2 separate regions of the Homo sapiens genome follow, and region 1 is linked to region 2. Evidence: read pairs that join two places in POLR2A ChIA-PET (ENCODE). Cell type or tissue: CD4-positive, alpha-beta T cell. All regions are shown on one strand. Region 1 overlaps MAN1C1 (mannosidase alpha class 1C member 1). Region 2 has its middle 30 kb from the start of LDLRAP1.

Region 1 (5,000 bases), 49 kb before region 2:
GATCATCTATCAAGGCGGGCACTAATCAATATAGCAAAGTTTCTTCTGTAAAAGTTACCACTAAAACAGATGGACAATTGCCCTGGTTGTAGCCTTTAATTAAAGAAGATTCCAAGTTAAGAAATTCAGACCCCCTTGTGAGTAAGAACTGTTTTGACCACCTGCCTGCCAAGTGTGGGGAGCTCTCAATCAAATCTTAGGCAACAGCCTTCTAGGGGAGGAAACACCCGCAACTGAGTCCCCACACTGAGGCTGTGGTCTCTGTGGCTTCTATTCTCTTTGAGGGTGGAGACACCAAAGCAGGTCTGACTTAACAGCAATCTCAGTTGCATCAACTCTACATTTAGGACATCCAAAACCCTGCTGTCTGAGCTACTGACCAGCCCCCAGAGTGAAGGGGGAGTGAGGAGGAAGACGGAGGGGCCTAAGTTCCTTGAGTCCTTGGAATTCTTTGAGGAGTCTCCCGTTTGGCTTCTTACCATCATCTGCATGGCAATACAGAGCTAAGAACATTTGTTGTTTCTTTTCCCCAAATTATGCAAATGTTTATGCATAAAGGCCTTGCTTGGCCCAGGAATAGCAGAGAATCAAGAACCAGGGCTTATTGTTTGAATGATCCTGGTCTTTTTGGACTGCAGGTGCACAGAACCGGAAAGACAACAATCCTTGACTCATGACACTTGTCCCTGCTCCATGCATGGCCCCTATTTTCAAGAAATGTAATCATAAATCCATGAGCTCGCCTGAGGCAACTAGCCTACGTCCATCATTCCCTTGGGAAATCCTTCCCAATTTTGCCACTGAAAGCAACGCAGGGAGAGCCTAAAGCTCCCAACACTTCCTCTAACACAGATTCAACTTAGGATGCAAAAAGAGGTTTCTTCTCCAAGCCAGCGTCAGTATCCACAAGGCTGGGTGCTCACCTGGATTACCAAGCAGCTTCCCTACACAGGGGCTTTACAATCTGCAAGACTGATTTATTTTTTTCAATAAGAGAAAAGATGTAAGTCCCTTTGAGCAAAGTATGCCTGATATATATCACAATATTTATTTTTGGTGGAGTAATGGATCTGTCTTCTGGGAAAGCTAGAGAAAAAGCATTTCTTGAACTCGGATGTAAATCAGTCACTGTGAAAACCACAGGGGAATCTATATTCTTACCCCCCCCCACCACCACTAACTATACTGTGAAATAGGCAGCAGACTTTTAAAAATCATCCTTCTATTTGTTTCTAGCCCTGACACTAAAGACAGAGTTAAGAATATGGGGCCTAAGAAGCAATTGCTCCTGGAATGCCTAATTCCCTCAAATGGTACAACTAGAAATGAAAGCAGAGACACAACCAACGTGTGGGAGTTAAGTTGTATACCTGGTAGGGACAAGTGCTAAGCTTTACTCAACTGCACACTTGGTCCTACGGAAGGAGGAGGCGTATGGCTGGGCTGAGGATGTAAGGGTTTTCCAAGGGGCCTGTCCAGTTATTACAGGCCAGTCTCCACCTATGTTAAATGCATGGTAGAGCAGGACAAGAGGGAAACGGAAGAGACTGAAGGGCCAGGGAGAAGGGAAAGGATCTTGAATGGATTTACAACTCAAACAGAGCTCTTGGAAGGAAAGCTATTTAAATCTGAGCTGTTCCTAATATTAATTATCCTGAACATCTCACAGGCTCAGATTCACATGCTACAAAGCCTTTTAATTTTCCTACCTGTCCCTGGCACTAGTGACGATAAATCAGATATACAGAGAAAACAGAAAAAAATCACACATGACTAACGAACCAGCCCGTTAATGGGGAGCAAAGATCATTTGCCAAGATGACTTATTCAGACACTGTCACATATCATAACCAGCAATACCCTGGTGGTTGAACACAGCAGGCACAGAGGGCAAGAGCTGGGGTGCTCCCTCCCTGCCAAGTCACAGGCACCCTCCGATGCCTGCTCTCTAGGCATGAGAGATTTTACTCACGAGTGTCACCTCCACTCCCTCAAGTCAGATTTACCCTCAGAAAATTGCTGCAACTTCTAAAAGGCCTCTTGGGTCACTGAGCCGCTAAGCCCCTAAACCTGACTACAGCTCTTACTGTGAGGGTCCTTTGAATTCCAGGTACCCTAAGGGAGAAGACCCAGCCTTAGCCACTAGCAATCTTAACTGTTAGTTTATGGATCTTTAATGTAGCCATTCATTAAAGTAGGTGAGTTCCAACTAAATGTCAGACCCTATTCTAGGTGCTTGGGCAGATCCATAAACAAACAGTAAAGAGGTGGAAGAGAAGAGAGAAGGGTCCCCTAAATGCCAGCCTCTTGGTTTACCATGAAGACTGAGGCCCAGTAATAAACAGGAATTTCCAATCAGAGTTGATGGAACAGCTAGGACTTGACCCAGCTTGGATTCTTAACAGAACTGCAGCATACAGTGGTTTGTAAGAACACTGGGCCAACAGCACAGGGAAGGTGGGGAAATTCAATCCACATTCTCCTCACCCAGCCCTGCACTCTGGAGTGATGCTGGTGCTGCACCTAACCAGAGGAAGGAGCCCTTTCTGTGGTTTGTTTGAAAACACCATATGGGCAAGGGCAAGTCCCAACTCCAGTACCGCGTTCTCAGTGCCCCAGCCAGCCTAATTCCCTTTTATAAAAAGCCCCCTTCACTGGAAGGAACTGAGGTTCCCCAGAACAACAACCAAGCACTGGCCAGGCGCGGTGGCTCGTGCCTGTAATCTCAGCACTTTGGGAGGCTGAGGCAGGTGGATCACCTGAGGTCAGGAGATCGAGACCAGCCTGGCCAACACAGCAAAACCCCGTCTCTACTAAAAATACAAAAATTAGCCAGGTGTGGTGGGGCGCCTGGAATCCCAGTTACTTGGGAGGCTGAGTCATGAGAATCGCTTGAACCTGGAACCTGGGAGGCGGAGGCTGCAGTGAGCCAAGACCACGCCACTGCACTGCAGCCTCGACGACAGAGCAAGACTCCGTCTTAAAAAAAAAACAAACACAAACAAAAAAAACAACAACAACAAAAACACAACCAAGCATCATGGGTAGGACCCAGAGCAGTCTGAATTCTTCCACTGAGATATAACCCTGAAAAGCTGTACATTCCCATGTGTGAGACAAGTCTGTTTGAACTTGAATCCATAAGAAACCCGCCTATGAATGACATCCCCCATTTCCTATATTATCCTCAGATCTGAAAGGCAAGGCTACTACCAAGCCTTCACCCCTTTACATTCCAGCCAACACCTTTACTCTTCGTGATTCCAAGCTGAGGGTAATGGGAATAATTAACTTAACCAACTGCCTGAATATCTATTCTTGGATAGGTGCTAGACAGAGATACAGCAGTGAACATCACGACCCCATCAACACCACCACTACCACCACACCATTGTCCCTGATTTCCAGTACAAGATATCTCAAAACAGAGTTCGGAAAGCCCAACCGCTATGGAGTCCCTGACCAGACTGCCAGTTCACTTAGGGGCCAGGGCCAGAAGCAAGAGGGTCTATAACCAGCTTATTCTCCTCTCCCTCACCCCATTTTACAGGAAGGTCCAGGAAGGAGAGGTGGGTTGCCCAAAGTCAGACAGTTGAGAGTGTGCTGAAACTCCAACCCATGTTCTGTGGGTCTCCTCTCTCCACCACATTGCTTTTGCCAAGGTTCCAAAATTGGAAAGTGAGGAAAAACAGTTGGTTCTAGTGACAGAGTGTTTCCTGACATATGCATGCCCAGAACCTGCAGCCTCAACCATCTTAACAACACAGACCTGGTGACCATGTCCATCTCTCGGGATGCTCATGAATGCACAGTATTGATCTAGAGTCCAAGTGTCCAGTTTTCATTCATGCTCATTTATCACCTTCTCTCTCTCCTGATATTTACTTTCACTTTAAAATCTTATAAGAACAGGGCCTTTTTTTATCTGATGCCAGCTCCCCCTCTGTTCCTTGGATTTAATCAATCCATGTCTGGAAATAAACAAACCAGGGAGGAAAGCAACAGTCCCTTTTGTGAAAACAGGCACCTTTCTAAAATGATCTACCCCTGGGCATGACGCAGATAGAATTTAAATGTGAAGGAAATAAAGACATTCTCCAGCAACCATCATATGCGTTCTTCCTGGGGTGGGACAGCAGGAATGGTAACTGTTAACAACTAAACCAAAACCCACTCTACATCTTTCAGGTTGTCGTGAGAGCGTGGTCAGTGGCAGGAAGCCTGAAGAGACAATAGGTTTCAAAACAACAGAAACCAGCCCTCTCTTCTTCAAGATTAGTAAGAGAGGGCTAGCTGAACACCAACTCCAAGTATATGCAGCATGCCTCCAGCTAGTACCAGGGGTGCAAGGAGATACCAGCTAGAAAGATCCAGACATCTGGTCACCAACTTAGACCTTCTCCCATCATGTTATTTTATACCCACCTGCAAAGCACAGAATCCTCACCCCTCTTCCCACCCTCCAGCCACTCCAGCAAGCATCATCCCAGACTCTGCTGGCAAAATAAATTGTCTTACACAGAGAGGGAGAATCAAGTTCCCTACTAGCCAGCCCTTCCTTCCTGCCATGACTCTCCAGCCCCTGGCATTCGGAAATGGACCACCATCTAAATGCAAACACAGAGAGTATCTCTTCTGAGGAAGATGATAGTTAATTCTTAATCCTTTGGGGGATCAGTTTGAAAATCTGATGGCACCTCTGGATGCCCCATGAAAAACTGCATGCATGCAATTTATATGTAATTTCACTGGGGGTCACTGCCCTACTGGGAGGTCGAGAGGGGCAAAAAGAGCCACTGTGCTCAGAAGCAGCTTTGAGAAAGAGCTATGGGTGGTCCAAGTGAGTATTCAACAGCGTAGTTCCTTAACAAGAAAGGGAGAAATGAATGCCCCTTACTTAGCTACTGCAAGTTCCAGCTGTCACTCAACCTGAGATTTCAACAGGAATCTGGAAACTGAGAGCACACAAACATGCACACACACATACACACCAAGCACTC
Region 2 (5,000 bases):
AAGGAAACGGAGCAGCCATTTGACTAAGGTTTTTGAACTAGGAAATGACAAAGTGAGATTTTTGTTTGTTTGTTTGTTTGTTTTTGTAAGACAGGGTCTCATTCTGTGGCCGAGGCTGGAGTACAGTGGTGCAATCACAGCTCACTACAGCCTTGACTTTCCAGGCTCAAGTGATCTTCCCACCTCAGTCTCCTGAGTAGCTGGGACTACAGATGCATGCCACCATGCACAGCTGGTTTTTTTTTTTTTTTTTTTTTTAGTAGAGACAGGGTTTCTCCAGGTTGCTCATGCTGGTCTCAAATTTCCGGACTCTAGTGATTCACCTGCCTCAGCCTTCCAAAGTGCTTGGATTACAGGCATGAGCCCCTATGCCTGGGCAAAAGTGGGATTTGAACCCAGGTCCTTCTGACTTCTACCTCCATGCTCTTTCCACAGTGCTGGAGTCCTGGCTTTCCCAGGAGGCCCCCAGGTTTAGAGATCTGACTCTTCCTTGGGGCTGGCAAGGCCCAAACATCATACAGTCTTCCCACCCGGGTAGTGAGAGCCCTGGTCCAGCCTTGCGGCCCGAAGAAAGGGTCTCTGAGTTTAAAGCACTGCATTTGGGGACCGGGACGGTGAGTCGTCCCTACCTCAGCTGTTAGAGACCGCTGGGGAGGAGACCCTGAACCCAAGTATCCAAGAAGCACAGGCCAGTCCTACTGGGTCCTGGGTGCTGTCTGTTTCCATTCGTTCCAAGAACTACAGCTGAGCTGTGGAATGTCAAGTGAGCATGAAACAGACAATGACAGGCCAAAGTCAAAGACACCCCTCACTGCTGCCCACTACGGACAAGCAGGAACCCACAGACGCACAAGGAAACACACAGGCCTCTCACCCTTGACTCATGTACAGACCTTCAGGTCTACACGCTCCTGGCACATACAGGCCCACGGAGCCAACACAGGCTCACTCATGCACACCCAGAGAAATGATATAGCATGCCCAGAACACTCGCTGCATCAGCCTCTTGCTCGGCTGGCAGGGACCAAGAGACACCAGCCCTCCACATCACACGGGGATACACCAATCTCTGACTCAGGCTACTGCCAGAGGCCCACAGACACCCACAGGGCTCCCGACACACAGATTTGGGACCACCACCAAACCCAGGCAGCTGGCCATGCACACATCCTTTTCTTCAACAAATCTGGAAGCCCCCCGCTCAGACAACAGAGCAGGAGGACATGGGGTTGCCTTTTCAACCTTCCATCTGCCCGCTTGCAAGCCCGGAGGTTGCTCTCTCTTGGGCTTGACCCTGGATGACAGCCTCAGTATCCTAGAGCCTCAGTCTCTGCATTGCCCCTGGCTGTGCAGCCTTCGTGTCCTCGAGACCCCACACTGAGCCCTGCACAGCAGGTCTGAGCCTTGCCACCGCCCTGTGGTCCAGGCCTGCACCTGCTCTGAGCCCATTTCCCAGTCCACCTCCTTCCTCCCTCCTCTCCAGCCTCAGACTTCCTCCTGCCCTTGGCACATTCCAAACTGCAATCCTGGGGCTTTGCGCTTGCTCTTTGCCCTCTCAGGTGCCCTTTCTCTGGGGCCTCCCTACCTCCTCCAGCACTCTGTCCAACTCTGACCACCCCAGGTGCAGCAGCGCTGCCGGCCAGGCCACTCCCCTTCCCCCCACCGCCCTTTTTCCTTTGGAGTGCTTACACCACACCTATTTTTACGTATTTACAAATATTTATACATATTTGGGGGAGCGTCAGCTCCATGAGGATGGGGATTTCTGCTGTTTTGTTTGCTGCCATGTTCCAGACGCCTGGCATGCATCCTGGCATGTGGTGGGCACTCAATCACTGGGCATTGGATGAATGAGCCTGGCTCAGGGAGAGGCAGGAGCAGGCCCCGCCTGTGTGAAATAGCCCCGGGGTGCTGTCCTAGCTTTTCACATCTCGATCAGGTCAGTTCATGGCCTCACATGGCTGTCCTAAGGATTACGTAACGTGTGCAAAGCCTCGGCATAGCTCCCGACATAGGTGTGGCAGCCAGGTTTTCTCCGGGCTAACCTCCCTCAGCTCCTTTTACCCTCCCTGCCCCCCAACAGTGTTGGGGTGGTGGGGTGCCAGGGGGTCTGCTGCATCTCAGCACCATTTCCCTTCCCTTCCCTGTGCCCTCCTGAGCCGCAAGGGCTGATGCCTGCAAACCACCTCTTCCCAACTTCCCTTGCCAGCAGCTTCCGGCCAGCTCTGCCCCGGGATGCAGCCACCGGGACCTACAGGAGCAGCAGCCGCCAGATCCCTGAGCCCCTGCAGGGACCACCTGCACCCTCGCCCTGCCAGGGCTTTTGTGATCTGGTGCTCTTCACTAAATCCCTTCCTACTGGAAACAGCTAGACTGCAACGCTTTCCTCACTAGACAGTAGAGTTTGTTGAGTTTTTCCTGAGGGCATAATGTGGTGGTCTCAACGTGGCGGGGCCTGAGTGTGCACCTGGGTGCATCAGGGGAGCTGGTAAGACACAACTTGTCTCCTCCCCACCTTGGCTACCCTGGGTGGGCCTTACCCCTGGGGAGAAACTGGTCTTCCCCACCCCCATCTGACCTCCCCCCGCCCCGCAAAGCAGCCCCTGTTTGGACTGCACCTTTATCCTATTTAACAGGTGAGGAGACTGAGATACAGGCTACTAAGTTGTTTCTGCGGCTAAAAATCGGCCGTCTGGGATTGAAAGCCAGTCCTGACGGCTGTGGCCCCAGAGGCTGCACTCGGAACTGCAGCTCCATGCCCCCTCTTCTAGGTGTCTGGCCAGCAGCCTGAGCTGCAGATGAGACTTCAGCGTCCTTGAGGGGGACAGTGGAGAGACGGATGATGAGCTGGTGCTCATTACATGCTCAAGAATCCACCAAGGTCCTTTCTCCAGCCTCTTCTTACCAACATCACATCCAGTTCCCTGCAAGCACATGGGCCCCTTCTAGCAAGAGTGGGAGGGACTTCTCTCTCCTTTACTCCAGGTTGATGGAGGACTGGGCATGGAGTCGGTGGAAAATACAGCTCAGATCCCAGCTCTCTTAACTGCCTGTGAGTCCCGGGCAAGTCCTGTGCCCTCTGCAGGTCTCAACTCCCCATTATAAGCTCAGTGGGTGGGCTGGGGAACCATCAGGGGCTCTCCCAGCATTAACATTCTAGAATCTCACTTTGAAGACAGCATGAAAACCAAGATCTTGGTTGGGGCAGAGGGTGGACCACACAACATTTTACCAAACCAGGCTGGGCATGCCATGCCATCGGCTGTGTGTGACGGAGACCCAGAGTGCCTAAGCCCAGTGCACCCAGTGCACACTGGGGAGCTGTCACAGGAAGGGTCTGACAGCCGGCAAAGTGGACTCCCAGGCTGCAGGGACTCCAGCGCTGCCTGCTGAGCCAGGGCTGCCCTTTCTCACAGCTCTCATGGGAGCCAGGCTGTTCTCCCCTCCTGATGAACTGACTCACTGATGGCCACTCTGTGCCAGGTGCTAGGCTGGGCACTGAGGCCATGGGGCAAATCAGACAGGCATGTCCTCAGGGAGCTCCCAGGCTAGCACATGCAGTCGCCAACCATTCTACCCTTCCTTTGATGCCCAGCAGGAATATGCCCCTCTTCTAAGAGCCTGACCTGGCTTCCCCAGCTGCCATACCTCAGCTCTGACTTCCAATGTCCCGCTGGCCTACTGCAAGCCCAGCTCATGCCCGGGGACTTTCCAGGGCACCATGAACTATAACCCCTGGACTGCGAGGGGGTCAAGAGCAGCTGTGCCTCAGTCACCCTGAGACAGGCCGTGCTGGGGCTCAGCAGGTGCAGTCAGAATTGCTGTCTGGCAACAAGGATTCATGACACAGCCCACATCTGTCCTGGCCACAAACGCACCATCTGATCCAGTACCTCTGTGCTGGACACTTGGCTAAGGTTACTCTGGGCTGGGTTCAGAAGTTCCTAAGCAAGCAAGGTCATCCTGATTTGCCAATGTCCCAAGTGACCTGCAGAGGCAGGGCCACCCAGCACAGTGGGGAACACACTGGCTCTGAGTCCCAGGCCTGCCTCCTAATAGCTGTGTGAGGCTGGCTGATCATGTAACCGCCACAGGCCTTGGTATCATCATCTCTAAAATGGGCTAACAATACGTGCAAGCACAGGGGCCGTGCAGCAGCTTAAACTAGCTGGTACGTGTGGATGCTGCTGGTGTTCAAGATGTGCACCCTCCTTCCTGCCCTTCCGAGGCTGGCATTCACCTCCCAGAGGAAGGCTTCCTTCTCTGAGGGGCACCAATGCTCACTGTGGGCCCCACTGGCAGGCTGAGCAGTGCCACTGGGGACAAAGCAGGGTCTCAATGCAATGAGACATACCCCTGTGGAGTTCTAAACTAGGCATGTCCAGAGAAGTGGCCCCAAAGGGCAGCCACTGGGGAAGAGGTGGGATCTGCTCTGGTGTCTAGCTAGGAAGTCAGCCTCTGCCTGTGGAGACACCCACTGGCCAGCAGCTTCCAGTGTCTTCCGTGGTAGCTGGGGCTGCTGGCGAGGCAGAGCAGGGCACACCAGGTCGGTTGGGGTTTGCCTTGATCTGCACGGAGAGGCACTGTGCAGTGGAAATCCGGAGCGCTGGGGTCAGAGAGCAGGGTTCAAATCCCAGATCCCCGAGTGGATGTGAGACTTTGGTCAACTTGTTGATCCTCCTTCACCCTCAGCTGCCTCATCAGGAAAATGGGACTAGGACCACCTACCTGGTAGCATGTGAGGTTGCAAGGACTAGTATCACCAGTGTTAGGTGCAAAAGACCTAACAGGCCCAAGGGTTACTTTATTTTTATTTTTATTTTGAGAAGGAGTCTCATTCTGTCGCCCAGGCTGGAGTGTAGTGGCCCGATCTCGGCTCACTGCAAGCTCCACCTCCTGGGTTCATGCCATTCTCCTGCCTCAGCCTCCCAAGTAGCTGGGACTACAGGCGCCCGCCACCACGCCTGGCTAATTTTTTGTATTTTTAGTAGAGACGGGGT

The links. Peaks named below come from ENCODE experiments on the same cell type or tissue, not always from the same donor. Only the 100,000 strongest peaks of a DNase experiment are listed, where the experiment ranks them.
Region 1: POLR2A ChIA-PET joins it to region 2 with 6 read pairs; 7 of 35 experiments call an interaction of 5 or more read pairs at or near these places.

The regions. Positions count from the first base shown.
Region 1 is chr1:25,619,624-25,624,623 of GRCh38, reverse strand. The region is part of intron 1 of MAN1C1 (mannosidase alpha class 1C member 1); the gene reads right to left. Among named protein-coding and RNA genes, the nearest start is that of MAN1C1, 5.3 kb to the right of the region's middle. RefSeq lists enhancers at 2,773-3,273, 4,142-4,191. In CD4-positive, alpha-beta T cell, CTCF peaks have their summits at 1,477, 1,693 and 1,906; DNase peaks (open chromatin) are centred at 253, 1,893, 2,563 and 4,163; H3K4me3 peaks cover 3,788 bases; H3K27ac peaks cover 1,368 bases.
Region 2 is chr1:25,570,682-25,575,681 of GRCh38, reverse strand. It overlaps a transcript of LDLRAP1 not described here. Among named protein-coding and RNA genes, the nearest start is that of LDLRAP1, 30 kb to the right of the region's middle. RefSeq lists an enhancer at 838-1,705. In CD4-positive, alpha-beta T cell, a CTCF peak has its summit at 2,747; a DNase peak (open chromatin) is centred at 2,731; H3K27ac peaks cover 357 bases.